2 separate regions of the Mus musculus genome follow, and region 1 is linked to region 2. The links are chromatin loops, found by intact Hi-C in ENCODE. Cell type or tissue: left cerebral cortex. All regions are shown on one strand.

Region 1 (8,000 bases), 130 kb before region 2:
TTGGCAAAATGGCCTCGGCGTGTGGCTGTGGTGAAGATATACCTGTGAGCTGAGGTGCCAGGAGGAGGGGGAGCTCTGTGGAAGTTGGGGTGTGTCTCTCCTTACCCACTCTGCTCCCAGACTTCCTCAGGCTTTCCTACCCCACTGGCTGTCCCAGAAGACACAGTTCTAAGAACAGCAGGGCCCAACCTGCCTGAGATAGACATGCTGTACCCTGCAGCCTGTGTGTGTGCAGAGCTGCTGAGCATGTACAAATGCCCCGTGTCTCCGAGGGAGTGTTTGATCGTTGAAATCCTTTTTCAGCTTTCTGTCAGGCCCGTTTCTAATGAGAGTGCCAAGGAGACTAAAAAGCCTTTGACTGGCAGCAAAGACCCTTCGGAAGACCAAGGAAGCCATGCTTCAGAAGCAAGCGCCGCGTCCATTTCTAGCACTCAGCTGGTGTATGTGGTCTCAGACCTGGGCAGGCTGCAGGAATGGGTGAGCTTCGCTGCACTGGACACTGGATCTGTGAACTGTGGGCGGGCCCCGTGCAGCCGACGAGGACATTCTGTCCTACGGGATGTTTCCCTCCACAGTGGCCTCTGAGGGGGCCACACTCTGGGTCCTGATCCCTGCTGTCACGAGCTGTGCCCACTGCTCCTTGCTCTCAGGAGAAAGCTGACCCTCCGCATAAGCAGGCTCCGCTCTTCCTCCTCTGCTCAGCTCTGCTTGCGCGCGGCCTACAGTGGGCTGGCCTGTAATCATCTTCACTTCAGGGCCCCAGATGTCTGAGAGTGCTGATGCAATCAAAGTCCCCACCCACTTTCTCTGTTGGGCCCCTGTTTTGCTCCCAGCATTTAGAGAACTTTATGGACACATAAAGTTTACACCTCCAAATAGATTTTGCTTTTCACGGTTTATATTTTGTGTGATTGCATAAATATATTGTGTGTTCTGAGAGAACATGGCCTAGTTACTGTGAGCAGTTCTGGTGTCATGGAGAGCTGTAAAATGAGGTTTTGCTTTTCTGCCTTCAGTGGCCGTGCAGCCAGCGGCCCCACAGTGGCTGCTGTGGTGAGAGCCTGGCCCGCCAGTGAGGACTTTACCTACAGCGCCGCCCTAGGTTTCCACACTTGTTACTCACGTCTGAGGTTGTGGATGCAGGACTGCTCGTGCTGATTCAAAGAAGGAACTAATGTCCAAAATGTGTTTCAGCTTCCAGACCTCCTGGAGACGGTCAAGCAGAAACTCGAAATGATTGGCTTTAAGAATTTTTCGTCTATCTCAGGTAAGAAGTGAACTTAGACGCAGACTCTGAATAAGAAATAACGTGGGGCTGGTGAGATGGCTCAATGGGTAAGAGCACCCGACTGCTCTTCTGAAGGTCCGGAGTTCAAATCCTGGCAACCACATGGTGGCTCACAACCATCCGAGATCTGACTCCCTCTTCTGGAGTGTCTGAAGACAGCTACAGTGTACTTACATATAATAAATAAATAAATCTTTTGAAAAAAAAATAATGTAAAGTGTGAGGCTGTAGACTCGGGGATGTTTAGACTAACACCTCGACTCCAGTGTAAATCCTTAGCTGTCTCAGTGTTTTGCTCTTTGATTTCACTTCTGTAAGTGAAATGCTGTTTTGTACTAATGAACTGATTTGCTAGCACACTCTAAACGCCATGGTCACATTTTAATGAAGCTCGCCCTAGCTGGACCAGTGACTCATTCCACTGCCCTGTGTCACAGCGGCCCTGGAAGACTCCCAGAGTGCCTTGTCTGCCCATGTGCCGGCTCTGAGCAGCAGGATTGTCCAGGACCTGAGTGAGTCTTGCTTCAGTTATCTCAAGAGTGCCCTGGAGGTCCCCAGGCTTTACCGCAGGACCAATAAGGTCAGTGTCACTTGTGGAGAAAGCTCTGTGGTGTGCAGGGCCAGGGAGATGTGGACCACAGTCAGACCACAGGGTGGACTGAGGCACAGGACTCGGGAGGGTCAGGAGCAAGCTCAACTCACAGTGTGTGCTTGGCCCTGTGGGCTTTAGATTTTAAGGAAAACTACTTTTTGTATGTGTGTGAGTCCTGACTGATCTGGAACTCACTCTGTAAACCAGAATGGCCTCAATTCCACAGACATCTGCTTGCCTCTCTGCCTCTGAATGCTGCCATTAAAGATGTGCAGTACCACGCCTGTCTGGGGAAGTGCTTTCTTTTTTAAGACACTGGGAACCTGGGTCCTGCGCGAGAGCAGCAACTATTCTTAGCTGCTGAGTCTTCTTTCCAGCGCCAAGGAACGATTTCACGGTGTTTCTAAGTCTTACTCATTTAGACTTTATTTTGTCTCCATATAGTCCCCCAATTTTTAATTCATCTTACGCCTGCAAATCTTTATTGGGAACACCTGGGTTCCCTTGTTGTCTTAGTGAGCACATTAGAAAGCATGCACTGGGAATATGTTAGCGGCCAGTGAGGTAGCCCAGGGGGCAGGGTGCACGTTGCCGAGAGCACAGGCTCGCTGGCGCTGCAGAGGCTTTGCAGAGCCACCGGGGTTCTCTTCCACTCATCTCCATGTTCTCTCCTCGTTCCTGCTCTCTCGTGATTGGTTCTTCCTCTGCTTGTCTTTCACGGTCATGGTGAAGTGCTAGACTTAGTTTACTGCCTTTTTGTTTACCCGAGACTCTCGGGAGCTATAGCAGTGAGATCACATGACCTTCCCTTTGCGTATGTGCTAAGCAGCTCCTGCTAGCATTTCCCATTTGTTGCTAAGCAGCTCCTGCTAGCATTTCCCATTTGTTGCAAGACTTTTGGAGGTACAGGAGGGGATTCCTTGCTGCTGGACTTACACTGACCACAGTTTGTGTGAGGTGGCTTTCGTCTTGTTCATTTATCGTCATCGTCATCATCACCATCACCATTGTTTTTGCCATTGTTACCGTCACCTTGAGAACAGAGCTTTACTCTGTATCCCAGGCTAGCTTCGAATTGTTTGTGTAGCTGAGGTTACCCTCAAGCTCATGGCAGTCCTGTGCCTGAGCCTTCTAAGTGCTGGGCTTACAAGTGTGAGCCACCTTGTCCAGCTGTCCCCTCTCATGTTAAAGTTTGGACTGGCAAAGCCTATGTGGTAGTCACACCACTCGCTGTCCCCGCACTTGGCAGGCTAAGAGGAGAATCACAAATTTGATGTCGTCCAGAGCTGCAAAGTCAGGCTCTGACTCCAATAAGCCAACCAAGCAGATCTAGATATGCAATAGAACACCATTAATAGATTACCATTAACTTGTAACAAAGTATCCTGCTTTGCTGTTTCTTGTTGGACCTGAAGCCCCCTTAGGTGGGAGGGGCCTGGGCACATTCCCAGCTGCCTTCCTTCCTTCTGTGTGGTCTGTGTGAATATGCACAGCACATCAGCCCCCACTGAGCCCTGGGGCAGTCCTCACCTACAGGGCAAGGAACCAAGTCCTCCGTGCCATCCTGCTCCTTAAATAGGATCTGCCTAGTGGGAGGAGTCAGGGCTTAGCCCTATGCATCCTGCTGCAGAATCCAGCCTAATCTGCAGCAGAGGCAGGGGGGTGTCTCCTTGGCACACTGATGCCCCCAGGTGGTTTCTGTGGCCCTCTGGCTGCTTTCTGGGAGGGATGGAGCTATTTGCTGAACATTAATGGTATGGTGACTGTTTATTTCCTTGTGTCCCTAACTCCTGCTTACAATGGCATTCCAGGAGGTCCCCAGCACAGCCTCTTCATATGTAGACAGTGCACTGAAGCCACTGTACCAGCTTCAGAGTGGACATGGGGACAAGGTGCAGCCAGCAGTGATGCAGAGCTGGCTGCAGGAAGCTCTGTCGGACAGCACACACAGGTAAGTTAGTGTGGCCTCTGGAGAGCTGCCCGTCTGCACCCTGGGCAAGGGCTCCTGGAGCGTTGGGTTGCCTGTAGAAACTGCAGCTGTAAATGGGCAAGGTGTGGGCAGGCACTTGATCCAATCCCTCCCTCCCTCACCCCCTCTCCACCTGCAGTGCAGTCAGGCTGACCTGGGCTCAGTGAGTCCCCAACCTGAACCCCGAGGGCACCTTTACTGCCCTCCCCGCTCAGCACAGCCAGGTGCTTCCTCTCCTCAGCAGATTCCAATGTGCAGTAGAATTACCACAGTAACAGAGTATCCTCCGGCGGGTCCCTTAGATGATGGGCAGGAAGGACTGACTGTGCGTGTAAAGTGAGGTCGGGCAGAAGGCCCGGCAGGGACAGTTAACTGGATGTCTTCCTAGCCACCTCTTGGCTCCTGGTGGAGTTTGTCTAGCACTCTCACAGCCCTGGGTTCCATCTCCCGCACAGGAGAGAGGGAAGCGGTTTGTGGCTCTGTTTTACTCTTGGTTTATTACTCACCGTTTTACAGTAGGGTTTGTTTTCATTTTGAGTTCACCCCCGAACCCCCACCTTGCTGTGTGGGTCAGTTTAGACACAACAGTACCTAACCCCGTGGTTTTGTAGGCAAATCAGTTCCCAGTGCCACACAGTCAGTTTGTCAACCAGGCAAGAAAGTGACTGATTTGTAATGTTATGCTGAAAGTTTGGGAATAAGTGAGCTTTGTTGAAAATCCTGAGATATGTTTGTACTTTAAGAGGCAGAATGCTTGACTGGCCTTGACGTGCTATAGAGAGTCCTGCACCTGGAAAGGACACTGGCCCTCAGTTCCTGTACTTAGAGCTAGCGTTTTTATTTGTATGTACATGGAAGGCCGAAGGTGACTTCTTCCATTATTCTCCACCTAGTTGAGACAGGGTCTCACTGAGCCCCGAACTCATGAATTCAACTGTGCTGGCCATCTGGAGAAACCCCAGTGACTATCCTGTCTGCACCCCAGTGCTAGGATTACAGGCAGGCATCAGAGGTGCTGGGGATCCGAACCCAGGTCCTCATGTGTGCACAGCAAACTCCTCACCCATTGAGCCTTCTCCCCAGCCCCAGGACTAGGGCTTTAGACAGACACCCATGCACTCTCGGGGAACATCATGCTAGAGACTTAGGAAACATGACAGCCCATTTTCCTGTTGAGCTGTTTTGTATGTGACTGCCATCTTAAGAATCTCTTATTTACACCGGGCAGTGGTGGCGCACGCCTTTAATCCCAGCACTTAGGAGGCAGAGGCAGGCAGATTTCTGAGTTCGAGGACAGCCTGGTGTACAAAGTGAGTTCCAGGACAGCCAGGGCTACACAGAGAAACCCTGTCTCAAAAAAAAAAAAAAAAAAAAAAAAAAAAAAACAAAAAAACAAAACAAAACAAAAAAGAATCTCTTATTTACAAAGCAAGTTCCTACATGGTGTCACCAGTGTCTGTTACCAACCTGTCATTACCATCTTGTGTCCAAGGTACTTTGAGACTGTGTCAGACGTGCTGAACTCAGTGAAGAAGATGGAGGAAAGCCTGAAACGCCTCAAACAAGCCAGGAGATCCCCAGCCACCAACCCTGTCAGCTCCAGCGGCGGTGGTATGAGTGATGACGACAAGATCCGACTGCAGCTGGCCCTGGACGTGGAGCACCTGGGAGAACAGGTACTAGGAGCATGTGCCTGCTCTGAGGGCCAGGCTAGCAAAGCTGAGGTGTCACCTCCCTAGGGCCATCGATAGAAAAGAGTCAGGCCCAATTTGCTGTGAAGAAGGGTGTGTGCCAGGAAGTAGACAATAGAAAAGGCAGAGGGATCCCGAGTGTCCCCTCCCTCCCCACAGCAGGTTCCCTGGGTGCTTCAGCACTTGCTCAGGCTGTCCACAGAGCTGCCCTTGATGCCTGAAATCCTGAGCCAGTGGCAGGGCCTGCAGCTTCCTGTCCTGTGCCATATAGAGCACTGATTTTGACATCATGGTAGATGGCTGATGGCAGCTCGTAAACCTCCCATGAGGGTGTAGTGACATCCACTGTACGACCATTTACAAATGTAGGCAACTGCCTTTCTTGACAGTCAGGTCTATACGTAGCCTGTTATCCCTGCCACCTAGGCAGGGGGATTGCCACAAGTGGAATTGTAAGACCCAATCTCAAAAAACGATAGTGAGATAGACAGCCTGCAGATACCTGCCACCATGTTTATTCCATAAGGAATCCGAAGTCTTTCCCAAGCAAGACAAGGGCAGAGCAAGTAGGGATATGCGGTCCCTGCTGCTGCTCAGGTGGGACACCCCATAGCACAGAGCACTGCCATGCTGTGTGTCTTGGTCCCTTGCTCTCTGAGACGGTGCTGAGAAAAAGGAGAGCTCGCTGTGCTTTGTGGGAAACTCTAACTAAAGAATAATTTTCTTTTTTATTCTCTGCACGTGGGTTTTCTCTCCCAGCATTTTCTAAAGCCCACAGAAGAGCCTCCTTCCCTGGCTAGAGTCCAGTATGGTGGGCTAGCTCCTTAGAATATGAAGCGCGCGGCCCACGCTATGCGGGTTTGCACCGAGCCAGCCCTTTGCGCTAACAGAAAACCTTTCCCTCCTTCCTTTGGGAACACTTTGTGCCTTAGTGGGGCAGGGTCAGTTTGTCCTGGCTTTAATGGCAGCCTCCTTTCCCAGTCAGATTTCATCACAGTGACAACTCATTCTCATGGCCTTTGCAGATACAAAGGATGGGCTTGCAGACCAGCGACATCAAGAGCTTCCCAGCCCTCATGGAGCTCGTCCTTGCTGCCAGGGACCAGGCGGCTGCAGAACAGCCCTAGGCATCCTGGCAGGACCTGGAGTAGGGAAGAAAGCAACCCTTGTCCTCCGGGTCACCCAGCAACAGCCTGTACCTCCGCCCACTTATATGGGCCATCTTTCACCAAGAAAGAACCAAAAGCCTTTCCATTGTATGGAAGATAGTTTTTAAGACATTCAAAGCTTTTTGCTCTAGTTTACAGAACAAATTGTTTTATTTTTATTGTAAATCTTAGTGTAGACCAGCTGATGTCTACAATATGGTAAAAGTAAATCGACAAGTGTGGCTGGTGGGCTGTCCTGGCCCTGCAGGGCAAGCACTGGGCAGGATGCACCAATGCAGAGTAGAACTTTGATTGTCCCCAACCCTCCGACCTGGGAGATACTGTCAGCCCTGGGCCTCCTTAGAGGCTACAAAGTGGCCCGTCCATCTGGGCACAGAAGAGTAGCACTTCCAATCTTGCCAATCCGCACCTCTGTCAGAGCCAGAGCCGGCAGTAAAGATTCATTTCCTAAATAAAAGAAGTACCTACTGCAAATGTGTGAGTTATGTATCCAGTCCCAGTGGCCCTCTTGCCTGCCTTCAGTGACACACATTCCCTGTGGCACAGATGGGAGGATGCTGTCTCTGTAGGTCTCCCTCTAGCTGCTTCAGGTGGGTAGAATGGTACTCTACCAAGAAGCTGTGCTGTTGATAGTCATGAGAGGTCAAAGCTGCATCTTGAACACACACGGTTTCATACCCAAGGAGCCCTGCCTATCCTTGTCCAATGGCTTTGTCACTTGCTCCCTGAAAGTGCCCAGCCCAACTCTGGCATTGTGATTTCCCATCTATGGGTAGGTGGCCGGCAGGTGGGATTTAAGCCCAGGCAAAATAGCTCCAAACCCAAACTGCCAGCCCGTGTACTCAATGGACACAATGGCCTCAGCCCTAAAGGCCTAATCTCTTACCCTGTTGGCTCTGACTCCAGACCATTATATTCCAGCCTCCCCAGGATGTTTCTGTCCTTGAGAGCAGGAGGTTCAGGCAAAAGCTAGCAGTCCCAGACTTGGGTCTCGCTCCCCAAAACAGCTCCTTTTCCAAAGTTTCCCTGTTGAGAGTCAGTTTTATTCAGACAGATTTAAAGTTGGTTATACATTTTCCCAGCTTCAACATACACACTCAAAACCCGTCTCCCATGCGGTTCACTGCTTCCTGGTATAAGAGAGCTGTAAGGAGGAGGCCAGTCTGTCATTCAGGGGCCCGCATCCCACCAGCTCCCTCCTATTAACCTTAAGCTGCTCTCATTGACCACGAATATGGCAGCTGGTTGCGAAGAAGTGATTCTGTTGTGGAGGCAGAAGTTCAAACTCCAT
Region 2 (8,000 bases):
AGGCGCAGGACGTGATAAAAGGAAGGAAATGGTGTGGGGTCTAGCTCGCATGCGGTCCACAGCCAGAAGCCCGGGGCGAGGTGCAGCCATGCCTGTGCCTCCGCCAGCCCAGCATACCTTCCCTTTGGGGATCTTCCCAGCCACTTCTTTGCCACTGGCCATCAGCGCTCCCACAATGACTGAATACGCAATGACACTGTCAAGACAGGACAGACTTCAGCCAGCCCTGGCCTATGGCTATCACGCTAACCTCCCTGCGGGCGTCCATCATGAAAAAGAATCTTACATAGGAATTCTTTGGACTAAAACCTTAAATGTTTAGTTAACAGAAGAACTTTGTCGTGTTTATTTTGAAAATATTTCTACTTTCCTACGTAAAGAGCATAAGGAACTTGAGGGTCCACAGGAGCATCTGCGCTCTGAGGGAAGGCGGGTTCCCACCGGGTTGCTCCCTGCTGCTTTCTTCAGAGAGCAGCACACGGAGCCTCTCCTCTTGGCCTGACCTTAAATCCCCTTCATGGTTGGCCACGGGTGTGATCTTTCTATTTTTCATTTTGTTTCCCCGAGACAGGGCCTCACTGTGTAGACTAGGCCGGCGTCAATCTCAGAGACCCACCTGCCTGTCTCCTCAGGGTTACCATTAAAGGCACATGCCACTATACCCACCAAAAACGGGACTTGGGGGCAGGGGGTGGATTTTAGAAGAAACAATGGGAACTTCTTGTGATTTGTAGTGGGCTTTAGAGGCTGTGCCTGTGACACAAACAAAAGCCATAGCAACAGTTTCGATCTGAAACTGTCATAGGACGGGACATCACTTACCTAGATCCTCGAGACAGGGGCATTAAATTATAAAAGTAATACACTAAGGATAAGATTAAGTTGCAGACAGCATCAGCCTCCTAGGAGAAAGGACAGAGATTCATGAACTTCAGCCCCATGTCAGGAACTCGCGCTGCACAAGATCTTGACCAGCTGCCCTCTCTCAGGGCTGGCGTGCTTAGTTAGAAAGCTAACTTTCTTTCCCACTTCTGATTCAGACCAGGACAACCAGTCCATGGAGGGCACTGCCCGCTTTCGGGTGGGTCTCCCTTCCTCAGTTAAACCTTTCTAGAAATACACTCATCGATACAGCCAGAGGTGCCCCCTCGGTGACGCTAAATCCCTTCAAGGTGCCAGTCACAATCACAGTTTTACAGTAAGCAGCAATTCTAATGAGGGAACTTATAGACCATGCTCACAGTGGCCGACCTGGACAAACCTCTTCTGACCACAAACCTGCACTGACGCACCGCAGAGCTAACAATATGTACTGTGCCACCCCATTGCTGTGGTTGTTAAACCCTGGAAATGTTTTTGCTCCAAGGAGTACTAGAAAGGAGGCTGAGACAATTACAATTGATTTCAGGCATAAGACAAACAGCCTCAGTGAAACAGGGGAAACTGTAGGTGGGGGGTGAGGGGGTGGGGCATTTGCCAAAGAAATTGCAGGACTGGGGTGTGGCTCAGCAGTGAAGCATCTGCCTAGCACACTGGAGTTCTTAGTCCCATCCTCAGCAATACATACGCGCGCACACACATGTACATGTGCACACACACTCACAAACACACACCAGGTTCCATCCTCAGCAACACACACACACACACCCCAGGAACAGAAAATAAAACAAAGCCAAACCTACCCCGAATTCTGCCGAGAGGGTCAGTACTTTGCCCTTCGCTGTCAGGTCTTTATAAAGTGCATCTATTTCAGCGTGATACAGCTGTGTCCTCTCTTCTGTGGTTTGAGTTTCCACAGAAAATAGGATATTGCCGACCCTGAAACACAAGCACTGCTGTCAATGGCATAGATTAAACAATCCAAACAGAAACTGGAGAAGTGGTGTGCGTGTGTTGTGTGTGTGTGCGCGCGCGCGCGCACGTGCGCGCACGCACGAATGCTAATGGTGGCTGCTCGGAGTGCTCTGAGCCCTGTTGTCACTTTCCCAGCCACTCTGCCCAGGCAGGAGCAGAAGTTGTGGGAGGCTCATGAACACTGCTACTACCATGTCTTGTGCTTATGTTTTTGCACGCAGCACCACTGTGGCTCTGTGAGGATAAACTCACACAGCATGGACTTATCATGACGCTATCTGCAGAACCTCCTGGTTCTCAGAACATTAGCTGGAGGGAGAGGTGAGACCAGGCTTGGGGACATAAAGGGAAGAAGCAGGGAAAAGCTGAAAGTTTTATGGGAGAAGTGGCCTGAATGTGGGTCTATCCTATTTAAATTCAGCAGGACACACAGACACACATACATACACAGAGAGAGGGGGGGAGAGAGAGAGAGAGAGAGAGAGAGAGAGAGAGTGGGGGCCTTGTGGGAAGAAGGGTTTAGTGGGAATAACTGGGGGGATAAGAAGGACTAAAAGTCACTACAGACATGAATGAAACTATCAAAGAAGAAATGATTGTAAAATGCTTCTCAGTTGGCGGCGGTTGAGAGTAATGATGGCCAGAGCCTCAGATGTGCAAACTTTCCACAAAGACATTGCCACCCTCTCGAGACCCAGCAATCTGCAATGCGTGCATGGTAGCCCTGGGCCCGCATGGACCCGTTTTCCTGCTGTTGGACAAGCTCTCCGGAGCCTCTGAGCACCAGGCAGAGGTGCTGTGGGAATTCAAATGGGTTGTGTGCACTTAGCCAGGAAGGATGCTGCCCCAGGCATATACTGAGTACACACATGGCCCAGACACGGCTCACATCAGGACATCCCTCCACTGGCCGCCACCAGCCCCACGTCACACTGGAGCGAACATACTTGTCTCCTGTGATGGTGATGGTGAAGCCGTCATATTCCTTCCCTTGATCTTTGAGGCTGGGGACTTTGGTGTTCACGGTGAACCCGTCCTTTGTTTTGGTATTAAACTGCTTTCGAGGGAAAATAAAAATCCATATTAGCTGCAGTTCTCACACTGTAACATGGTTCTGTCATGCAGCACCACACACACATTGGGCTGCATTCTCAGCTCCCCTGAGCTACATATCGCCCACATGCTACGGGCTGGACATGTCTACTTCTAATCCGTCCTGAACCTTAGACTTAGCTCTGGGCTTGTCTGAGGCATTCAAACTGAGAGACCATGTGCTCTCTCTTGGTAGGCAGTGGCTAACAACACTTCTCCTTTCTTTAGATGCAACACAGGCCCTAAGTGCCTCACATCCCACAAACCTACAGAGCAGCAGGGGCCCCAGCAGAAAGCTGCAGGTGCCCTACAGCCAAGATCTAGCTCAGTGCAGCAGCTGCTCTGGGGTTGGTTCTCCTCCCAGCGCAGCAGGCAGCAGCCTTGCCAGCCAGGAGCAGCAATGCCAGCTCCTGCAACCTGAAAAAGCATGTGTCCCTGAAAAAGCACTGTGCCCTGCAAGTGCTCCCCAGAGCCGCAGGCCCGAGGGGTGCTCAGTGGTTCCTCTCCAGGTGTGTTTTAGGTTCACAGACTCTAACCTCGCAGACCACAGGTTGTGAGGGGACCTCCTCAAAGCCGGCCAGGGTGTCTCCTAGGAACACAGCTTCAGATGCCAGCTCTGAGTTAAAACCTGCGATGCTCTGCCTTTATTCTAGAATAGTGCCCTCCGACTCTGGCTGGGATGGATGGAGCTGGAATAGGGCAGGCAGTGACAGACAAAGGACTCTGGGCTCTGGCGGGAGGGCTTCTCCTGCAGCAGGCCACAGGAGCGATGGCTGGAGGCCCACGGCAGGGTGCAGCTGGGCAGGACTGACTACCAGGGCTTTCAGCTGAATTGAGGGAGAAGCGCCTTTCTTCAGGGACTGGCTCTCAGAAAACAAGTGCAGGTGCTTTCCCGTATGCCCACTGAATCCTTGCCACAAACAGACCAGGTATGAATGCACAGTCCCAGGAAAAGGAACAAACCTGGCCATACTGCTGGGCCAGGAAGTGGCAGAGTGGAGGGCTGAGGGAGGGCCTCTGACTCTGGTCCATGCTCCTGGCTAACGATCTATCTGCTGGGGCCTGAGTGCTTTTCTAAGTCTCCAGTGGCACGCCATGTTTTTCAGAGGAAGAAGAAAGCTACAAGTTTCCCATATGCACATCCATAATCCGGCTGAAGCCAGTCTGAAGCTGGAAACGCTCCCATCCAAAGGACAAGCTCCTACAGACGACACAGCAGGGCAGTGCTGCCACCCTCTGGCTAGGTGTTGTGAATGCACCTTGGCACGCTGCTTTCCTTTCCACGATCTGTGTAAGCAGATTTCGTCTCCCACCTGAAGTCTTACTAGATTTTAGTGACTGAAATCCACAGAGGCTGACCCAGCGCAGTGCCGGTCTCCTGTCCGCAGTGTGTCCTGCCGCCTGTCATGGAGGAGCTGCCGGGATACTGAAGGTCAGCACCACACAAGTGATGTTAAAAGCCACCTGAGAGTCTTCTTCCAACAAATCTGCCATTACCGTGTCATGCAAGACTTATGGGTATTTTTGTCTCCTTCTGTGATCTTTCCTTTAGTTCTGACTTTCTATGTCAAAGCCGCACCTCAGTTCCATTCTCAGAGCGCATTTCAGATGGAAACGGACGTCACGACTTATGCTGTTGCTGCTGCAGTGCTGGGAATCAGACACGGGCCTACTAGGTACCAGGAGAGGGTACTCCCGTGACTCCCAGTGAGGCACCTCTGGGAGCAAATGGAGATGAAGGTGCTCAGAGCAACTTCCCACCATCAAGGCCACAGCTCTGTCTCAGCTCACAGTTAACTCTGAGCAACCCCTGCTACGGCACAGACTTCCACTGCAGATGTGGCCACACAACAAGGGCTCCCCCGCCCCTGCCTCAGGTACCTCCTCTTCTGCAGCTGCTGGCCTCCACACGCCTATCCTACGGGACAACAAACAACGCCCACAGGAATCTGGGGGAGACGGGGTTCTCCAACTCTCCTTTTAGGAATCCATCTAACTACAGCTGCGTGGCTTTTGGGCCGCTGGGGAGTACTGGACTGTGGCCACAGGTCCAGCGTGAGTATATTTATTTTCAAGTCCTTTGTTTCCTGAATTGACTGCGTCTCGAAAGTCGGTTCTGGTTGAGTCTGGTTCCAGCGCTGTACTTGATCTGGGTTACTGCTTACAGTGTGTTAATGTGGGGTCTCAGATGCTATACTTTGTAAGTTCTGAGACAGCGCAACAGTCACATATGTGCTTTGGTTTTCTTTTATACAATTCCTCCTGAGATATATTTTCAATTTAAGTGTATGTGTGTTTTGTCTGCATGTATGTCTGTGCACCCTACATGCCCGGTGCCTGCAGAGGTCAGAAGTCAGATGCCCTGGCACTGGACTTACAGACAGTTTTGAGACACCACAGGAGGTCACCACGTGAGTGTTGGGAATCGAGCCCGGGTCCTTGGGATGATAAAGGCAGGGCTCTTCAGTACCAAGTCACTGCTCCAGCCCCACCTGAGATGCTAATAGCAAACTTACCTTCATAATTGGAAGGAGGTCTTCCACTTTGTGTACCTTTTCCAGAGCTTCTCTGACTTCCAATAAGCCCTTTGGATTATTTGCTCTTGAAGAGAGGGGGAAGGGCAGAGGGAGGTTAATGCAGAATACGATACGCAGATCCATTCACGTCTTAAATAACTGCTCCTAAGGACAAGCAGCTCAATGCTGCAGGCCCATATATCCCAGGGCATCTCACTGACAGGGTCATCCACCCAAATCAATAATACATGTGAGAAAATCATGTTACTGACTTCTTATCCACCTGCTCCGCATCCCCTAAGCAGCGAGCATTGGCCTGGGGCTGACGCAATGCACTGGAGGCCCATGTGTGGGTCCCGTATAAATGTCATACCATCTAATGCAAAGGCCCTGAGCATGAAGAGGTCTTTGGAGAGGATAGACAGCATCCCACACTGGGCAACAGCAGGAGTCAATGCGAGCCAACAGGTGTGGGGCTGCAGAGGCATGCGCGGCGAATCAGGAAATGCAGCAGGCCAATGCGCAGGCGCGGGGGTCTTAGCTGACCCTTGATTCTCCTGTTCCAACTCTGCACTGGCAAGTGTGTGGTTTCACTTCTCAAGCTGCTCGGATCTAAGCACCCTGCTGGGGGGGCGCCACACGGTTCTCATGCTCAGCTGGTGACTCCACCTCAAAACTCAATGCCCCGCGGGATGGACGGAAGCTCTGTCGGCAATCGGGAGTGTCACTGTGATGAGTGTTGGCCGAAAGCACTGCCAAGGCCAACACTGTGAAGCCATTACTCTGGCGGAAGCAGGCTTTAATTAAACTTCCGGTCTAGTTCGTTTGGTCTGCCTGTGGTTCAGTTTTCTTTTTTCTTTTTTTATATTTTTTATTAGGTATTTTCCTCATTTACATGTGGTTCAGTTTTCAAATCTCACAGATAGACCACACATGAAACACATGGGACCAATGCATCACAGCAAAGAGGAGAACTGGAGGCTTACCCGTGATAAACAAGAATTCTATCTTTAATAAAATGAAGTATTTTCTCAAAATATTCCAGATATCTCATATTGATCACTTGACCCCTGTAAGGTAAAAGCGATAAAATTAACCATCATTTTACAAAGGCTTGTAAACATCAGTTAGTTCCAAAAACAAAGAGCGGGGACAAATATGGGGAAGTGTAAGAGAGGGGCTTGCTTTGTCACTGTGGGAGTAGCGACTCCCATCTCAGCAGAAAGCTTGGGCTCTTGGAATCTGTCCTGGCAGAAAGTGTCCAGAAAAGACGTAGCTCCTGACAGGCCACAGAGGAAGGAAAATCCTTAGCTTCAGGAGTTCAGACCTGATGGCGACTACCATGAGTGGCGCGCCTGGTTCTCTGGGTGCGCGCCTGCCTATTGAATGTGCCTGGCTCTCTGGGTGCACCTGCGTATTGGACATGCCTGGCACTTGTGTGTGCCTGCGTAAGGACACACCAGGCTCTGGACACGCCAAGCTCTCTGTACACGGCAGGCTCTCTGTGTGCATGCCTGCCTGTCTGAGGGTGCCTCTCGGGCCTTTTAGCAGTCCTCCTTCCCTCTACCCTCTGGAGACACTATACTCCTCACATGCCCATTCCGTTTTTTGTTTTGTTTGTTTGTTTTCTTCTTCCCCTCTCTTGAAGGTGTTCGCGTCTAGCAACAGCTGAGTCGAAGTCCGTCTACCCTAGGAAACACCACTCCCTGCTTCTGACAGCTCCCTCACATCAAGGTCATGATGCAAGGAGGACTTCTCTCCCTGACAGGGCACTTCAGTTTCCAGCTTCTCGCTTTTTCTCCTACTACTCTTAGACTGACTGGGACAACTGTGGCCTCAGCTAGAAGCAGAATAATGGATGCCTCTGATGCTTTTCTGTCAGCACCTCAGAGTGTCTGCAGCTCTCTTCTAACCCCCTGCAGGGGTCTGCATCTCTACACTTGCTCCCCACCTGCTGCCCCCTCACAAATCTGTTCATTCATCTGTTGCTACAGCGACCTTCGTCATGTCCATCTGTCTTGCTGTTCTTCGGCTCACCACCCAGGCGTGGCTCACCATTCTGGCTTCTACCTATGTCTCGGGCCTCAGTTCCTGAGACTTCCTGGGATGCAGTGGCTGGCAGCTACAAGGGATGCGTCACAGCTTCCTAGTCAGGAGGGATTCACCAGTGGGTTGGTGCACGGCCCACTGTCTGTCCGAGACAGTTCAGGTTTGGCCCCTGGATACACCGGGTGTCCCTTACTTCTCTGCACTCCATCAAGTCATGACATGGGTCTGTGACTCAAGTACCATTCAGCAAGAACATAAGCAGGTACACAGTGGCCTCAGTTACAGCATGTGACCAAATCTAGGTAAAAGTGCCACAAATCATTCCATGGGGAACTGAAAGGAGCCAGTAACAAAGGGAAAATAAACATAATTTCTAGAAATTAAAAAGGTTAAGTCTAAAAAAGACTTTTATACTAAAACCTAAATTTAAATGTCACATGTTAGATGGAGCAACAGTTTCTTGATCTAGGCTCCTAGAGCTAGAAATAT

What was found. Peaks named below come from ENCODE experiments on the same cell type or tissue, not always from the same donor. Only the 100,000 strongest peaks of a DNase experiment are listed, where the experiment ranks them.
Region 1: a loop joins it to region 2, with 2.6 times the contacts of the local background. A loop is called at or near these places in 4 of 42 quality-filtered maps.

What each region holds. Positions count from the first base shown.
Region 1 is chr8:124,544,826-124,552,825 of GRCm38, forward strand. It overlaps Cog2 (component of oligomeric golgi complex 2), which reads left to right. Exons shown (of 18, transcript NM_029746.3): 13 at 304-477; 14 at 1,195-1,267; 15 at 1,726-1,868; 16 at 3,692-3,831; 17 at 5,342-5,525; 18 at 6,566-7,183. The coding sequence ends at 6,667. Among named protein-coding and RNA genes, the nearest start is that of Agt, 21 kb to the right of the region's middle. In left cerebral cortex, CTCF peaks have their summits at 1,423 (motif pointing left) and 3,569 (motif pointing left); DNase peaks (open chromatin) are centred at 2,173, 2,490 and 6,343; H3K27ac peaks cover 3,337 bases.
Region 2 is chr8:124,673,540-124,681,539 of GRCm38, forward strand. Ttc13 (tetratricopeptide repeat domain 13) reads right to left here. Exons shown (of 23, transcript NM_001373939.1): 16 at 6,449-6,532; 17 at 5,463-5,547; 18 at 2,802-2,911; 19 at 1,683-1,818; 20 at 823-902; 21 at 118-196. Among named protein-coding and RNA genes, the nearest start is that of Gm46058, 11 kb to the right of the region's middle. In left cerebral cortex, a CTCF peak has its summit at 4,183 (motif pointing left); DNase peaks (open chromatin) are centred at 3,303, 4,158 and 7,609; H3K27ac peaks cover 1,150 bases.